Regions from separate parts of the Homo sapiens genome. Here all the other regions are linked to region 1. A link is a contact called in ENCODE Hi-C or POLR2A ChIA-PET data. All regions are on one chromosome and are shown on one strand. Each heading gives the region's core, a stretch centred on a gene start or an enhancer-like site at or near the end of the contact. The rest is flanking DNA. Distances are from core to core; before and after follow the strand shown.

What was found. A loop is a pair of places that touch in the nucleus more often than their neighbours do. ChIA-PET counts read pairs that join two places held with the same protein, here RNA polymerase II (POLR2A). Pooled maps may share reads with other maps.
Region 2: a pooled map shows a loop between it and region 1 (2.6-fold over the local background). The contact joins the promoter of TMA7B here to the promoter of SLC25A17 in region 1. A Hi-C loop is called at or near these places in 1 of 50 pooled maps. POLR2A ChIA-PET finds 5 or more read pairs at or near these places in 2 of 52 experiments (B cell and activated T-cell).
Region 3: a loop to region 1 is called in a map of B cell, with 21 times the contacts of the local background. The contact joins the promoter of TNRC6B here to the promoter of SLC25A17 in region 1. A Hi-C loop is called at or near these places in 1 of 168 maps with a recorded cell type or tissue (B cell), 1 of 37 single-sample maps with no recorded cell type and 6 of 50 pooled maps. POLR2A ChIA-PET finds 5 or more read pairs at or near these places in 4 of 52 experiments (BJ, HepG2, activated CD4-positive, alpha-beta T cell and 1 more).
Region 4: a pooled map shows a loop between it and region 1 (11-fold over the local background). The contact joins the promoter of TOB2 here to the promoter of SLC25A17 in region 1. A Hi-C loop is called at or near these places in 8 of 50 pooled maps.
Region 5: a pooled map shows a loop between it and region 1 (9-fold over the local background). The contact joins the promoter of TEF here to the promoter of SLC25A17 in region 1. A Hi-C loop is called at or near these places in 9 of 50 pooled maps. POLR2A ChIA-PET finds 5 or more read pairs at or near these places in 3 of 52 experiments (A673, GM10248 and activated T-cell).

Annotation. Positions count from the first base shown.
Region 1 is chr22:40,817,999-40,820,786 of GRCh38, forward strand. It overlaps SLC25A17 (solute carrier family 25 member 17), which reads right to left and starts at 1,348. Exons shown (of 9, transcript NM_006358.4): 1 at 1,197-1,348. The coding sequence starts at 1,250.
Region 2 is chr22:39,959,054-39,961,841 of GRCh38, forward strand. It overlaps TMA7B (translation machinery associated 7 homolog B), which reads left to right and starts at 1,344. Exons shown (of 2, transcript NM_001396013.1): 1 at 1,344-1,866. It overlaps GRAP2 (GRB2 related adaptor protein 2), which reads left to right. Exons shown (of 8, transcript NM_004810.4): 4 at 1,002-1,121. RefSeq lists an enhancer at 1-491.
Region 3 is chr22:40,176,566-40,179,353 of GRCh38, forward strand. It overlaps TNRC6B (trinucleotide repeat containing adaptor 6B), which reads left to right and starts at 1,360. Exons shown (of 23, transcript NM_001162501.2): 1 at 1,360-1,575. The coding sequence starts at 1,571. RefSeq lists an enhancer at 1,199-1,248.
Region 4 is chr22:41,445,417-41,448,204 of GRCh38, forward strand. It overlaps TOB2 (transducer of ERBB2, 2), which reads right to left and starts at 1,385. Exons shown (of 2, transcript NM_016272.4): 1 at 963-1,385. LOC105373043 (a long non-coding RNA gene) reads left to right here and starts at 1,529. Exons shown (of 2, transcript XR_938274.2): 1 at 1,529-2,616; 2 at 2,703-2,788. RefSeq lists enhancers at 1,155-1,850, 1,597-1,846, 1,851-2,546 and a silencer at 2,417-2,516.
Region 5 is chr22:41,380,607-41,383,394 of GRCh38, forward strand. TEF (TEF transcription factor, PAR bZIP family member) reads left to right here and starts at 1,336. Exons shown (of 4, transcript NM_003216.4): 1 at 1,336-1,595. The coding sequence starts at 1,439. LOC105373042 (a long non-coding RNA gene) reads right to left here and starts at 1,305. Exons shown (of 3, transcript XR_938271.3): 1 at 1,134-1,305. RefSeq lists silencers at 555-1,154, 1,185-1,884 and enhancers at 1,019-1,313, 2,095-2,174.

The DNA.
Region 1 (2,788 bases), core at 98-2,597:
CTAAACTCTGTGAGGTAGGTATCACTTCCCCCACTTTACAGATTAAGAAAGTAAGGTTTACAGGGCATCTAGCTAACAAATGATGGAGTTAGGGTTAAATCCAGATTAGTCTACAGAGAAGGTGAGCTCTCAGTGAAGTTTCTGGAGGCTAAACAGAGGATTCAGTGATGTTCCTCTGAAGTCACAGTGATTTTAACAGCTAAAGGTGTGTGCTAACAACTGGTGAAGAATATGAGAAAAGGCAGTCAAAGAGATAAAAGAACCACAAGAGGAGTCACCCAAGCCAAAAGTGGAAAGTTTTAAGGAAAAGAGGGGAGAGGGGAAGTGTCAAGTGGAACCTAGACACCAGAAGCCCAAGAATCAAGCGTATACCTCATAACAAACCACACTTGTGGTAGACAGGAACCCAGATCTTGATTTAGAAAGAAAGAAAAAAAAGCCAGGCACAGTGGCTCATGCCAGCAGTTTAGGACGCCAAATCGAGAGGATCGTTTGAGGCCAGGAATTCGAGACCAGCCTGGGCAACACTGCCAGACCCCAAAAATTTTTTTTAAAAATGTAGCCGGGTGTGGTGGCTCACACCTGCAGTCCCAGCTACTCAGGAAGCTGAGGTGGGCGGATCGCTGGAGCCCGGGAGATCGAGGCTGCAGTGAGTCGTGATCGCGCCACTGCACTCCAGCTTGGGCAACAGAGCAAGACCCTGTCCGGAAAAAAAAAAAAAAAAAAAAGGATCTATCTTCTCCTGCCAATAACGGTGCCCAGAGCTATCCTACTAGGTATTGCCACTTGCCCGCGGCAAGCGTGAAGACAGGCTGTAGGGAAGCATGTGACTAAGCAACACGGCTTCACACCTACGTTCTCCTCCGGGCCAGTAAAGCAAAGTGTGTGAGTGTGCGGTGGTAGCCTGACCTTAAACTTCCCACGGCAAAGATGCGGACCCTGAGCGGGCACGTGTGAACACGGCTCTCTACCCCGCAGTCTCTAGGAGACCAGGAGGTGGCGGAGTCTCGGCCCTTACCCCGAATTCCTCCAACAACTTTCCGCCAATGGCCCATTCCTCTCTGCCCCACAGTCATGACAGTGGACCCCAACCCACACTACCTCCCTCTCAGACCCATCCCTCAGGCATATCCCGGGACTGGCCCCCGAGAAGCCTTATAACCCGTTGCGGCCCGGGCGTAAAGACCCCGTCTCACCACGGCTCCGGCCACGGCGTGGACCAGGCTTTCGTAGGACAGCACGGAAGCCATTGGTGCGGCTCCTCGAAGACCCAGCCACACTTTTCCCACAGATGCCGCAGCCAGTGGAGTTAGGAAAGGAGCACCGGAGCTCAGGGTGTGAGAGTCGCAATCCCCGCCCTCTCAAACCCGCCCGCCTGCCCTAGAACCACTTCCGGGTCGCGGGGCGGGAAAGCGGGGGGGGGGGGGCGGCTAAGAACGCCCCTGAACGCTGATTGGCCCCTGTGGGCGCGGGGCGGGACAGCGAGGTGTTCGCGGGGCTGGGCTCCAAGGCGCAAGGCGGCCTGACACCAGGTACCCGGCTCCCGGTTCCTCCGACGTTCTCTGGCGTTCCCGGGCCCTGACCAGTTCCTCCATCTCAGAAGTCTTAATGGCCTTCTTTTACTCTGGTGACAAAGATGGGGAAACTCAATGAGACTCCAGTCTCCCTGTTTCTCTGCGCCTGAGCTCTTTTCTATTCTGAAAGTCACATTTTGGCCAAGAGGAAAAAAACTCACTTGTGGACTTGGAAACTTCTTCCTCCAGAAAAACCCTTGAGTGTGGTGGGAAGAGATGTTGAGCATCAGGAGCCCAAAATACAAGACGCGAGTGGGAGCCTCCCCCTAGTTGGCAACTATGGAAGTCATTTAACCTCTTGGGTTTCCTCTGTGAAATGACAATGTACTAGTACCAACAATCCCCATCTGCTGTGAGGATTACGAAAGCCAATTTATGTAGTAGTACTTCATAAAATACTGAAGGAAAAAAATTTTTTTCCATGTTGCAAAGTGACTAACAAAATTACACAAAACTAAAGCAGCCACATTCAGCTTTAACCTGTCATACTGTGAGATTCTGCTTCAGGATGCTCCTCAGGGACTCAGGGATTCTTTCCTGAGACACCATCACCACTTGTCTTTACCATGTTTCCTTTTAGAATATCCTCGTGATAACTCCTCAGTGCTGACTACATGCCAGGCTTAGTGTTTTATGCCCATCATCACACTTAATCCCTGGGAGAGGGGTCTAACAAAGTTTAACCTGGCCGTTTTCACAAAATTTGCAGAAGATACTGCTTCCAGGAACATTCCCATCACGCCATAGAATCATGACGTGAAAGTGAAGGACCAAAAGTGAAGCGAAGATGATTTTGGGCTGGGCGCAGCGGCTCAGGCCTGTAATCCTAGCACTTTGGGAGGCCGTAGCGGGCAGATCACTTGAGGTCAGAAGTTTGAGACAAGCCTGGCCCATATGGCAAAACCCTGTCTCTATTAAAAATAGAAAAAATTAGCCGGACATGGTGGCACGCGCCTTGTAGAAATTACAATGTTGAAACTGCAGCTACTAGGGAGGCTGAGGCAGGAGAATCGCTTGAACCCAGGAAGCAAAGGTTGCAGTGAGCCAAGATTGCACCACTGCACTCTAGCCTGGGACAGAGTGAGACTCCTAAAAAAAAAAAAAAAAAGATTATTTTGGCATGGGAACATAGAAACTAGTTGGCTGTAAAACTTGAGAACTCAGTTCTCATTGACTCCTGATCAAATTGGGAGCTTGCTGTCAAGAATATACTG
Region 2 (2,788 bases), core at 94-2,593, 860 kb before region 1:
AGGAACATGCGTATGAGCCTTCTGGTGACAGCAATTAGAGCAGCCACCTTGAAGCAATGTGACACAGTCCCACCTTTGGCCGCTGAGTGATTGCAGACACTCATTTTGCTTGTCTGTGGTGGAGAGAGGTCTCTGGCCTCCTGCTTTGAGGCTGCAGCCACAGCTTGCCTGGCCCTGTGTAAGTGTTTGACCTATTTCATACATGCCACGCTGTATGCAGCTGTACCTCCAGGGGCTGCCACCCTGACCATTCTGCTAAAAGAGTAATTTCTCCTGTTTCTTCTTTTCCACAGTAAAGATTATTTCCCAGCCTGGATTTTTGGGGCAGGCCCAGGATCTGGTTGTATAGACGCCGCTCTCTGGCGGCTGCCAGCCTCGCTGATTTCCAAGCATGTACACTGGACTCCCTAGGAACACTGCAGCCTCTGCTAGGCACACTGAGCAAAGCCCCCTTGTGCTCCATGCCAGCCTAGGTAACGTGACGCCCTGGGCTGTAACTTTCCTTTAATACCCAGGGAGGAACCTCTAGGCCACTGAGACCTCAGGGCAGGCATGAGCACCCCAGGCCCTGCTCAGCCGGCTGCACCTGGTTGGCTCCAGTGCCTGAAGCCTTCCCTTCCCTCCCCAGTGCATCCTCTGTCCTCGCAGCTCTGGTCTATCTCTTCCGCAGCTGCCGGCAGGCGGCTGCTTCCTGCAGTGAGTCACTCCCACACTGCCCCATTTTGGTGCAGCGACACATTTCCATGATTCGTTTCCCAGGCTGGAGAGAGACTTCTCCTGGAGAGAAGGAACAAAGAGGGTGAATCAAGGGGAATGCTCCCTCGCCTTTCCTGAAAGCTGCCTGGAGCACTGGTTTGATTTCAAACAGCACCTGGTCTCTCTCTGCTCCCTACTGTACAGAGTCCCCAGCCTCTTTCCCTCTGGGTCACCTCTTCTCCACGTCTCCCTCTTGTCACTCCTGTGTCTCATCCTGATCCTTTTGTTTGATCTCGCCCCCACAGATGGTTTCACGAAGGCCTCTCTCGACACCAGGCAGAGAACTTACTCATGGGCAAGGAGGTTGGCTTCTTCATCATCCGGGCCAGCCAGAGCTCCCCAGGGGACTTCTCCATCTCTGTCAGGTACTGACCATTCCTGACACTGCCTTGGCCCTTCTCGGCCTGTTAACCTCACAGAATGCTGAAGCCATGAAGGGACCTCTGGAATATGACCCAATGGTCAGAAGCATGGTGGCCTAGGGGCCAAGCATGGCAGCAGCTTCACAACCTGCTGCTCCCAGTGCCTTCCCAAAACATGCACACACCACTCTTTAGAACACTGGTGTGTGTTTGAAATTATTTCTACGCCCATCTGCCTCCCCTTCTAGCCCAGGTGCTTCTGGAAGGGCAGGATTTTCCTCTACTTCATCTTTATGCCTTTAACAGTGTCTTGCATAAAAGAGAGACACTCAGTGAGTATTTGTGGAAGGAAGGAGGGATAGGAGGAGGAGAACTCCCACTTGTCCAGATCCATCTGGGGGTTTAAATCTTAACCTTTTCTTTTATGATTGATGCATATCTGAAGAAGAGTCAGAGAAAAATAGAAATCTCAAGTCACTGCTGTAGGATATACAGGGGCGGAAAAGTTGTGGCACCTTTCTTTGCCCATCAGAGGAGTCACAGCTGACACTCCTACAAGACAGGTTAACAAGAGGAGAGTGGACACATTTATTTAATCAAAGACTTGTGTGACACAGAAGCCTTCAGAAATGAAGACCCAAGACCCAGGGAAAGCCGTCTATTTTTATGCTTAGGTTTGTCAAAGGACAGACAGCCCTGTAGAAATGGGATTGGACAAAGGGGGTTTGATCTAAGGTAACAGACTGAGGTAGGAAACTGAACAAGGCCTGTCCCAAGTCTTCTTTTTTTTTTTTTTTTTTGGAGACAGCTGTTGCCCAGGCTGGAGTGCAGTGACGCAATCATTGCTCACCACAGCCTCTGTGTCCCAGGCTCAAGCCATCTTCCCACCTCAGCCTCTCAAGTAGCTGGGGATACAGGTGCACACCACCACACCTGGCTAATATTTTTTTAACTTATTTCTTTGTAGAGACTAGGTCTTACTGTGTTGCCTGGGCTGATCTCAAACTCCTGGCCTCGAGTAATCCTCCTGCCTTGGCCTCCCCCATAGTGACCCTTCTAGTCTCTCTGACCCACTGTGGGGAAGAGGAATTCTAATTTCTATGACTCACTCAGGGGGAGAAAGAGGAGCGGGAGACAGGAGGGCAGGAGAAGGCCAAAGGAAGACTTTGCTTCCAAGGCTGCTTCTGAAACCTTCCCATCTCCTTTGGTTCGAAGCACTCAGCATGCCAAGGGGTGTCGTTTTCTGAGCCCCAACAAATACATGTATAGTTGTAGGCAGCTGAACAAAAAGAAAGGCTACTTCAACACAGTACAGTACAGCAAGACCGAAAACCACAGAACAGAGGGCCAGGAGTGGGGGAGGACTGTAACAGCGAAATCTCACTAAGGTGCAGCAACCCATAGGAAGTGACTCAGTCCACGCGTAGACATTACACAGCCCCAAACTCAGAAGCCCAGTTCGGAACACACTGTGTGTGGTCAGCATGTTGAGGATCGCAAGTCACGTATCAGACTTCACCACATGTGAAACTGCAAGAATATAATGCTGTTAGCAGATCAGGAGAAGTACAGCAAAACCTTACTGTCAAGTTATTGGCAGGAAATACCGATCTGGTTTATTCAATATATTTTGAAAGGCATAAAGCTTTGTTTTAAGGACAGAAATCCAA
Region 3 (2,788 bases), core at 110-2,609, 640 kb before region 1:
GCCCAGCCCTTCTGAATAGGGTCCAAGTCATTGATTTATTCATTTATTTACCTCCTATGTGGTGTTTGGTGTGGAGCCTCACAGAGCAGTGAAGACGTGGTGTTTTTCCTTATACAGTTTACAGTCTCCTGGGGAAGACTAATGTTAAGCACATTCTTTCATAAATTGCAATTATGACCATTGCTCTGAAGAAGTAGTAAAGGATATTATGGGAGTGTTAACAGGAGGGCCTGGTCTGGACTGCGAGGGTCAAGAAGCCTTCCCAGGGTGGAGGCGAACTTTTGAGATGGCCAGGAAAAGATGAACAGAACTACTCAAAGAAGCCAAGTGCAGAGTTTCAGAGGTGAAAGAAACCAAAGATACCATCTAGGGAAGCCCAATCTCCGCCGGCTACCAATGAGAAAACGGAGGCCAGGCAGGGTGGGAGGATGGGTAAGGGACTTACTTACTTGCTGTTAGCAGTGAAGTTACACGGCCTGTGAGCCGCGGGGGCTGGAGATGCAAACCGAGCTTGGGTTTCTTAAGTGGGTAGGAGTGGAGATGTATATGCGAAGGAGAAGGGATTAGGAGTGGTGGAAACCAGGTAGGTTTTAATTTAGTGCCTAGGCTCCCTCAGCTGCAGAGCTACCTCCTGCGGTGGGGGAGGGGATTAAAGATGACTCAGACCTGCCCTAGCCCAGAGAAACTCCGTTTGCAGTGCTGAAGCATAGTTTTTATTTGGGTTTGGGGGAGGAGGTACTGAACACACATACAGGCAAAACAATAAGTGTAGAGTTCAGAATTGGGAAACCAGTCCCTCTTCTGCAGCTGTTCAGCTGTGTGATTTGGGATAAGTCACTTAACCTTTCTGAATTGCAGTTCAGTTTATACTTTTGTGCGTTTCTTTCAGTCTTTTTCTATACATTTTAGGAGTTTCTTAGAGATCAGTCGTGCCCTGTATTTCACCTCATTCTTTCAAAGCTAAAGCCTCTTGTTTGGTAGAGCTGTGTTTCAGCCCCTTTTACAGAGCAGTTTGCCAGCCTGTGCTTGCCCAAACATCTAGAGAATAACTAGCAAGCGAGCCAGGAGAAGATCCAGGAGCTGTAAGAATCGTTAGCAACTGAGCATATTTCTATAAACCAATAAAGGTTTTTCTGTTTTGTTCATCTGTTACCCTTATGCTGTTGCCACTTTCACATGCAGTGTCTGTAGGCGGAGAGTATGAGATAACAGCATTTCACAAATGAAAGTGAGTGGAAAAGGGCTGCTTCCCCTTTAAGGCAGTCTCAGCTCCAGCTCCCTCCCCTTTCCTGATTGACAAACCTACCCGAAGTCACATGATCTGCCTCTATTTGAAGGTCACAAAAAGCTGCTTCCTTTAGAGACAGAGAGGGAGAGAGAGAGCAAGAGGGAGAGTGTGTGAGAGAGAGTTAGTTCAAGCCAAAATGGCCGACAGAGTCTCTGCTGGTTTCTGAATATTTAAAATACAAAAAAACAGATAGACAAAAAGAATTCATTTTTTGGACCTTTTTTCATTTCCATTTCTACCTTGTATGCCTCAATTTGCTGGATTTAAGCACTGCTGCACTTTATGAGGTTGGTAAATATTTTCAATTTTTTTTAACCAATTGATTTATATGGATCTTGTCTAACCGTTTTCACTGGTGGTGTTGCAAATCGACATTTGTCTAGCATGGAGACTGGCTTCAGACATTTCGTGGATCTGTGTAAATCAGACCCGTGATGTACTTTGGTTCGGCATTTTAGAAATGGAAAAGACGTGGTAAAATATTTAGATTTTGAAGTGATTTAATTGCACTTTTAATGTATATGCAGATTTTCATCATCGTTTCTATCTTGCAATAAATGAAGCTGCGAGTAATTGGAAATTTGCTATTTAGAAAGAGGTTTTTAAAAAACACAGACCTCCCCCTCCCCCCTTAAATCTGCTGCAAAAATTTGCATAAATATAAATGGGTTTGCATTCTTTCGGCTGCTAAGGCCGACAAAGGATCTGGGAGGGCAAGCCCTAGAACGGGAAAGCCTTTTTCTATCTTTTTATTTTTTAAACTGGGCCCTCCTTCCTAGAGAGATGTAAAACCTAAAGTAAGACCTAATACATTTTAAACATCAGGTTGGGGGCGGGTGAACACCAGGAGGTTTGGGGTTTGTAGATTCCCCTGCTTGAAAACCTCCCAAGCAATATGTGGCTCACCCCTCTCCTTTCTGCGCGCGCTCATTTGCACTGGGTCTCTGTGTGTGTTCTCAAATGTGCAGCCAGATGCGCTTTTATTTTGATCCTGGATTCAACCAAAGGGTAGGACTATGTTGTAAACATGGTGTTTTAAAGATATGAACAGCTATTCACCGCGATTAGAAATTATTTCTTTATCAGTTCTCCCTGTGTATTAGCCTTCTTCATTCCTCACGAAATAAAATTTTTGTTTAATTTTACACAGATGCAAAACTGAGTTTTTCAGCATAAATTCATCGTGTGAGTGTGTGGTTGCCTGTTTCGGCCATGTATCCACTGCGAAGTGGTCATTTAGGGTCACATGTATAAGTAGCAGTCTATGTGATTGTTAGTAACCCCTGAAGCTGTGCAGTGCCTGAAGTTAAATTCCATTACTCCTAATGCAGGATTCTGGAAGCCTGAGAGCAGGGAGGAAAGAAAGCTGAAAACTTGCTTTCTCAGAGCCTCCTCCCCCTATCATTGTGAGAGTGTGATGTAATGCTTCTCGGTCTGGTGGGCTGAAAGGATTGTAGTTTGTGATGTGGCGGGTAAATTGCCCCCACCCCTGGGTAAATT
Region 4 (2,788 bases), core at 135-2,634, 630 kb after region 1:
TTTTTCTGCCGGAAAATCAGAGATGAAGGACCCATTCCCAGGGTACGGTGGGTAAGAAGGAGAAAAAGACCGTTTAGATACGGAGTAGCACCAGAGACTGGCCTCCACCCGTCCCCAAGCTGAAGCTTGCTGTGCGGGGTTCTGGTTTCTCCTGGGGGAGGGAGAGGGCCTGCCGGCTGTGCCTCCTCTCTGCACCCTCCTTCCCCTCCCAGATTTCTGGTGGTCAAGGGCACAGTTCATCCTCCGGACAGGAGGGGAAGGAGTTTGGGGGTAGGGCCCCACCTCGCAGGCACCTTACCAAGATAAGCAGAATCCACTCACTGGCACTGCTCTAAGGGTACTTTTTTCTGCCCAATTTTCCATTAAAACACTTAAGAGTATAAAGAGCTCAGCCGAAACGGTGAACTCTGGCTCAGTGGCCCAAGGACAATCTCCACTGACCTGTCCCGTCGCCAAAGGGGGTGTCCACCCTCCACCCTTCAGGCTCCACAGAGCCAGAAATAGAGTCTATTAACAATTACCACCCCCCTTCCCTGCACACGGGAAAAGAAGCAGAAAAACAAGGCCTGGATCCCCTTCCTTCCTCGGATTTATTTAACGGTGGGGGGAGTTATGTTTCTTTGGAGAACAAGGAAGATCTAGCGAGTAGCTAGGATATAAAGAACCGGGGGAGGCGGGGAAGGGAGGAAATGCACCCCACCCAGGAGAGGGCCACTCTTGGAACTGGGAGAAAAAGGAGCTCTTGGGCACCCCAGGAGCACAGATGGCGTGAGAAGAGGAGCTGGGGAAAGTGGGGTCTGGAGGGAAGCTGGATGGGGAAAGAAAATGCTGGCCAGGCGGGGAGGGAGCGGCAGCAACGTGGAGAGTCCAGCAAAGCGGGAGTGGGGCGGGGTGGAAGAGGTAGTCCGGCCGGCTGGGTCTCGGGGCGGGCCCCCCGCCCGCACGCCCCCCAACTCACTCACTCGGGTCTCCGCGGCGGCGGGGCGCTCTACCGGCCGCGGGGCGGCTTCTCCCTCCAGGGTGGCCTGAGCGCGGGGCGGAGGTCGCTCTCCTTTCCTTCCCGGGCGTCGCCGGGCCAGGGGACCGAAGTCCTTTTCGTCGTTGAGGGTTGGGGGACGAAGCAGGGGGCTATGGACTATGACTCTCAATAATTTCTTTCAGCTCTTAGGAGGTCGGGCTCGGCAGCGGGGGGCCCGAGGGCGGGCGGGCGGACTAGCGGCGACGACGCGGGGATGGCGGATCGGAGGGTGGTTCGTGTCGCGCAACGGCAGACGGTATGGGCTGTCGCCGGCAGACGGTCCTGCCCTCCTGGCCCCGCGTCGCCCGAGCCACGGCTTGCCTCAGCCAACAACCCGCACCTTCCCGCGCCCCGGCCCGAAGTGAGCAAAGTCAATGAAAAGTTTCACCCTTAGCAACCCTGCGCACGGATCCGGCTTCCCCACCCCTGCGTGATGCGTCCCTCCGCCCTGCAGGGGCGGGGCCAGGGCCCGGCCGGGACTACTTCCCAGCCAGCCCCGCGCCTCAGCTCGCTGGTATCTCGCGGAGCAGCTCCTGTGCCCTTCTGTGCTCGCCGGTCGTGCGTCCGGCTCCCCGTCTTCCCCTCCCTGTCACAGCGCCGCGCCGCACTCCTTTCCTTCATTCCCATACCACTCTGAACTTGTGCGCGTCGTGTGAGGTGTTCTCCCAGGGGCGCTCCGTGAGGGCCGGGGACCACCTGGGGCCGGGTTGCTCACGAGCCGGGCACAGTGCACTCTCCCTTTAGTTGTGTTTGGGGGACGAGTATCGCGGGGGAGGGGAGGGAGTCACCATGCCCGCCGGAAACCCCCCGCTGAGTCGTCCGCCCTGCACCTGCCTCGGAGCCCATGGTTCGGACGTTTGCCCGAGCCGTTTCCCGGGGCCTTCCCTCCAGCTCCGAGCGTCTGGCCGTGTCCGCGGCGATAGCATCGCCCCGTTACGGCCTCTGCGGGAGGGGGAACTGAGGGGACGACGCGGGCTCTGGAAACATTTCGGACCCGTTTCGGGCAGGCATGAGTCTTCCGAGCGCCTTGTGATTCCTCGGGGGGCTCAACGTCGAAAGAAAGGCGAGGGAGACTCTGGGGCCTGGGCCACGCTGTGCGGGAGTAAGAGGAGCCGAGGACGAGGCTGACGGCCGTGAAACTAGCCGAGTGCCACAAAGGACCTTCCCCTCACCGCCTCTGGCGCTCCTTTCCTTGCAGCCTGGAGGGCCGGCTCTGGCTCTGCGCAGGCGCGCGGGCGCAGCCCCTCTCCCAACTCTTGTTTGCTCTTTCTGGCCAGCGACCCCAGTGTGGGGCACGCGGGAGAGCCCCACATTTCTTCTAGTCGCAGTCCCGCCGGCGTGGGGTGGCCCCTGACCGTGCAACGGGCGCAAGGCTCGCACCCACTACGGCCCCTCGGGCGGCGGAGCGAGGCTCCGCGAACCCGGGACTGGGCGCGCCAGGCCCGCGCGCTGAGGCCCCCTCCCCCGGCTCTGGCCACGCGGGCTGCTCTGCCTCTGTGAGTGTGCGGGACACAGAGCCAGGGGGAGGGAGGGCCGTGTTCTGCGGTCACAGGCAGACAGGAGTGCCGGAAGATGCAGTCTGGAGCCCCCGGGGGACTGTGAGTGAGGTCTTCTCCCCGGTCCCTCCTTAGATCTCCCATTTCCCAGTTCTCCCCTCCCGCCCACACCTTTTTTGTCATTCCAGACGGTTCCGGCCCAGCAGCAGCCGCCATCCCCACGTTGGGTGGCGAGATCCGAAAGTTTCCAGCTACGAACAGTTTGCTTTTTTTT
Region 5 (2,788 bases), core at 86-2,585, 560 kb after region 1:
AACAAGCCAAGCTCTCTGCCTTCCGGGAGTTAAGCGGGGAGTCTAATGTTGCCTGGGTTTGCAGCGGAGTCTGATCTGTACTATAAAGAGGTACAAAGTTCTGAGCGCTGTTTAGGAGCAGCTTTCCATTTGTGTACCGCGCCACATATTACATTTTTACGGATTTCTGCGGAACTCCCGGGGAGGCTTTATATTTTAAGAGAGGAGGTGGTTCTCCCACAAAACGTGGCATCGGTACCTGGTGTCAAGGAGGTTTTTGTTTTCTAGGTAAAAGAAGGGAGAGTTCTAGAAAGGAAAAGAATTTCACATCTGTTTGGGACTGTGGAGATTCTCTAGCCCAACCTCTTAATTTTATGGCCGAGGAAACAAGCTCCAGTGAAGCAACCGGACTTTCCCAAGGTCATAAGCTAGTAAGTGGGAGGGCGGAAACATGTACTCGGGCCCTGGCTCAGGTCAGAGCTTCAGGAATGCTCCCTCCACGCTAGTGTTGATCTGGATGCGTGGGCAACCCGACACCCCGCTCTAGGGCGGCCAAGCCTGCTCAGGCCATCCCTACGACTTGGCAGGTCGCGGTCCCCGGCCCTGCCCTCAGGCGACCTCTGGGTCGCGTGGGAGCAGAAGTGCGGGCTAAGCTCAGCGTCCCTGCCCCGCGACCCTGGGCAGAGTCCCCAGAACAAAAAGACCCGTCCCTCCCTTCCCCTCCCGCCCCGCCACAGCCCCGCACGTGCGGCGCCTCGTGCACCGCCCCGGGCCCCGCCCCCGCCCTCCATTGGCTGTTCCCGCGCCTTCCTCCTCTGCCCCCTCCCCCCGCGACCAGACTCGGCTGCGGCTCCACGTGACCCGCGGGGGGTGGACACGCCGCGCGAGCAGGAGCTCGGATAGGTCGCTTTGGCCGGCCTGGCCGCTCCGAGCTCCGCCCCTCTTCGGTGGCGCGTCGGGAAGGTTGCAAGTCGGGGACAAGAGGGAGAGGCTGCGGTGGTTGGGGAGGGCGGGGGTTATGAAGAGGGCGGTGAAGGGGGAACACTGGTAGGAGGGAAGGGACCGCGCCGAGGAAGGCCCACCACAAAGACTCCAGCAGGCGCCAATCAGGGGACACAGGGGCGGCGGGGCGGGGCCTCCGCGAGGGTCCTCACCTGGCCCCGCACGTGTCTATCTTATCCCGGCTGCCCGACCAATCACGGCCCGAGGATCTGCGCCTGCCCCTCTCGCAGGCTGGACCAATCCAGAGCAACGATCCGGGGAAGCTGGCCTGGCCTCATGAATAATTAATGTGCCAGAGCCGGTCCGCAGGCGGGGTAGCGATGGAAGGAGGCGGGGGCGCCATTGGGCGCCTGCGCAGTAGCTGCCCGTGTCGGCAGCTGCAGCGGGTCGCACGGCTCCGGCCCATCTCGGGGGGCGGGCGGGGGAGGCGAGGTGCGCGAGCCGAGTCCGGGGCACGATGTCCGACGCGGGCGGCGGAAAGAAGCCGCCTGTGGACCCGCAGGCAGGACCCGGTCCGGGGCCGGGGCGCGCAGCTGGGGAAAGGGGCCTGTCGGGGTCCTTCCCCCTGGTCCTGAAGAAGCTGATGGAGAACCCCCCGCGCGAGGCGCGCCTCGGTGAGGGCGGGGGGGTGGTCCGCGCGGGCTGGGGGCGGGGCTTATACAGGGGCGGGGCCTCGTGAGGGCGGGGCCGGGGAGGCAGTGGGTCAGGGAGCAGTGGTCCAGCGGAGGGGGATGGGGCCTGGATGACCAGGAGCCTGGAGGACGAGGCCGGGGGGCTGAGGACAGAGGGTCAGGGGCGGGCTGAGACGGTGGGTCTGGCGGGAGAGGGTGGGGAGAGGTTTTGAGGAGGCGGAAGGGGATCGGGAGCAGTCACTTAAATGACGCTCCAGGGCCCCTCCCCCGGGGCCACCTGCATCGGAGTCACTCGGGATGCCTGTTTAAATTGCTGGTTCCTGCGCCCCACCCAATCTGCGGTCACTGGGACAGGGGTCTTGCATTTTAAGGAGCACCCCACCGCACCCCCATTATTTTCCAAGTACACCAAAGTTTAGGAAGCGCAGGCCTAGGGTAGCGAACTGTCATCGTACGTGGCCTTACCCCTCCCGGAGGGACCTGGCTTCCTCCCTGGGTGTGAGTAGCGCCAGCTACTAGGTCCAACGGGAGCCTTTCTGTTGCGGGGCTTCTGCTGAGCGGGTGGGGGGGGTGTGGGCGAGTAGTGTGAGGCGCCTTGGGAGGGGAGTTTTGGGCCAAGCAGAGAAACGATGAGGGTCAGATGAGTCCACTGAGGCCCTTCGCCTGGTTGGTTGGGGCTGACCCTTAGATTCTGGGGCCACGGCGGCAGGACTGAGCTTCATCTTTTTGCCTAGGCCAGGAACGTCACTGGGGCGTATACGGAAAGCAGGTCTGGCCTTGTTTTTCGCCCTGGGAGATGGGGTGCAGGGAGCAGCAGGAGGGCCGCCTGTGGTGGGGTTGTGGGTGCACTGAGGTATACTTTGAGTGTGAGACCTTTGCATTTCCAAGAGCCATCAGTTATTCAGGGTTTGGGAAAGGGATAGGCCTTCGAGAGTTGTCTGGCCTGGGGAATGGATTTTCCTTTTTAAAATGCCATTTCTCTTCCTTTCCTGGGTGTATGCTGAGGCTCCCATCCCTGTGGCTGTCACTGTTGAGTTATAAATAGCTTCAGCACATCAGGTGAGGCCAGCCTCTCTCCTCCTGCTTTGGGACCTCATGTGCACAAACCCTTTTGTTTGTTTTTGAGACGGTGCTTTGTTCCAAATCTGGGGCTGAGACAAGCTGCAGGGACAGGT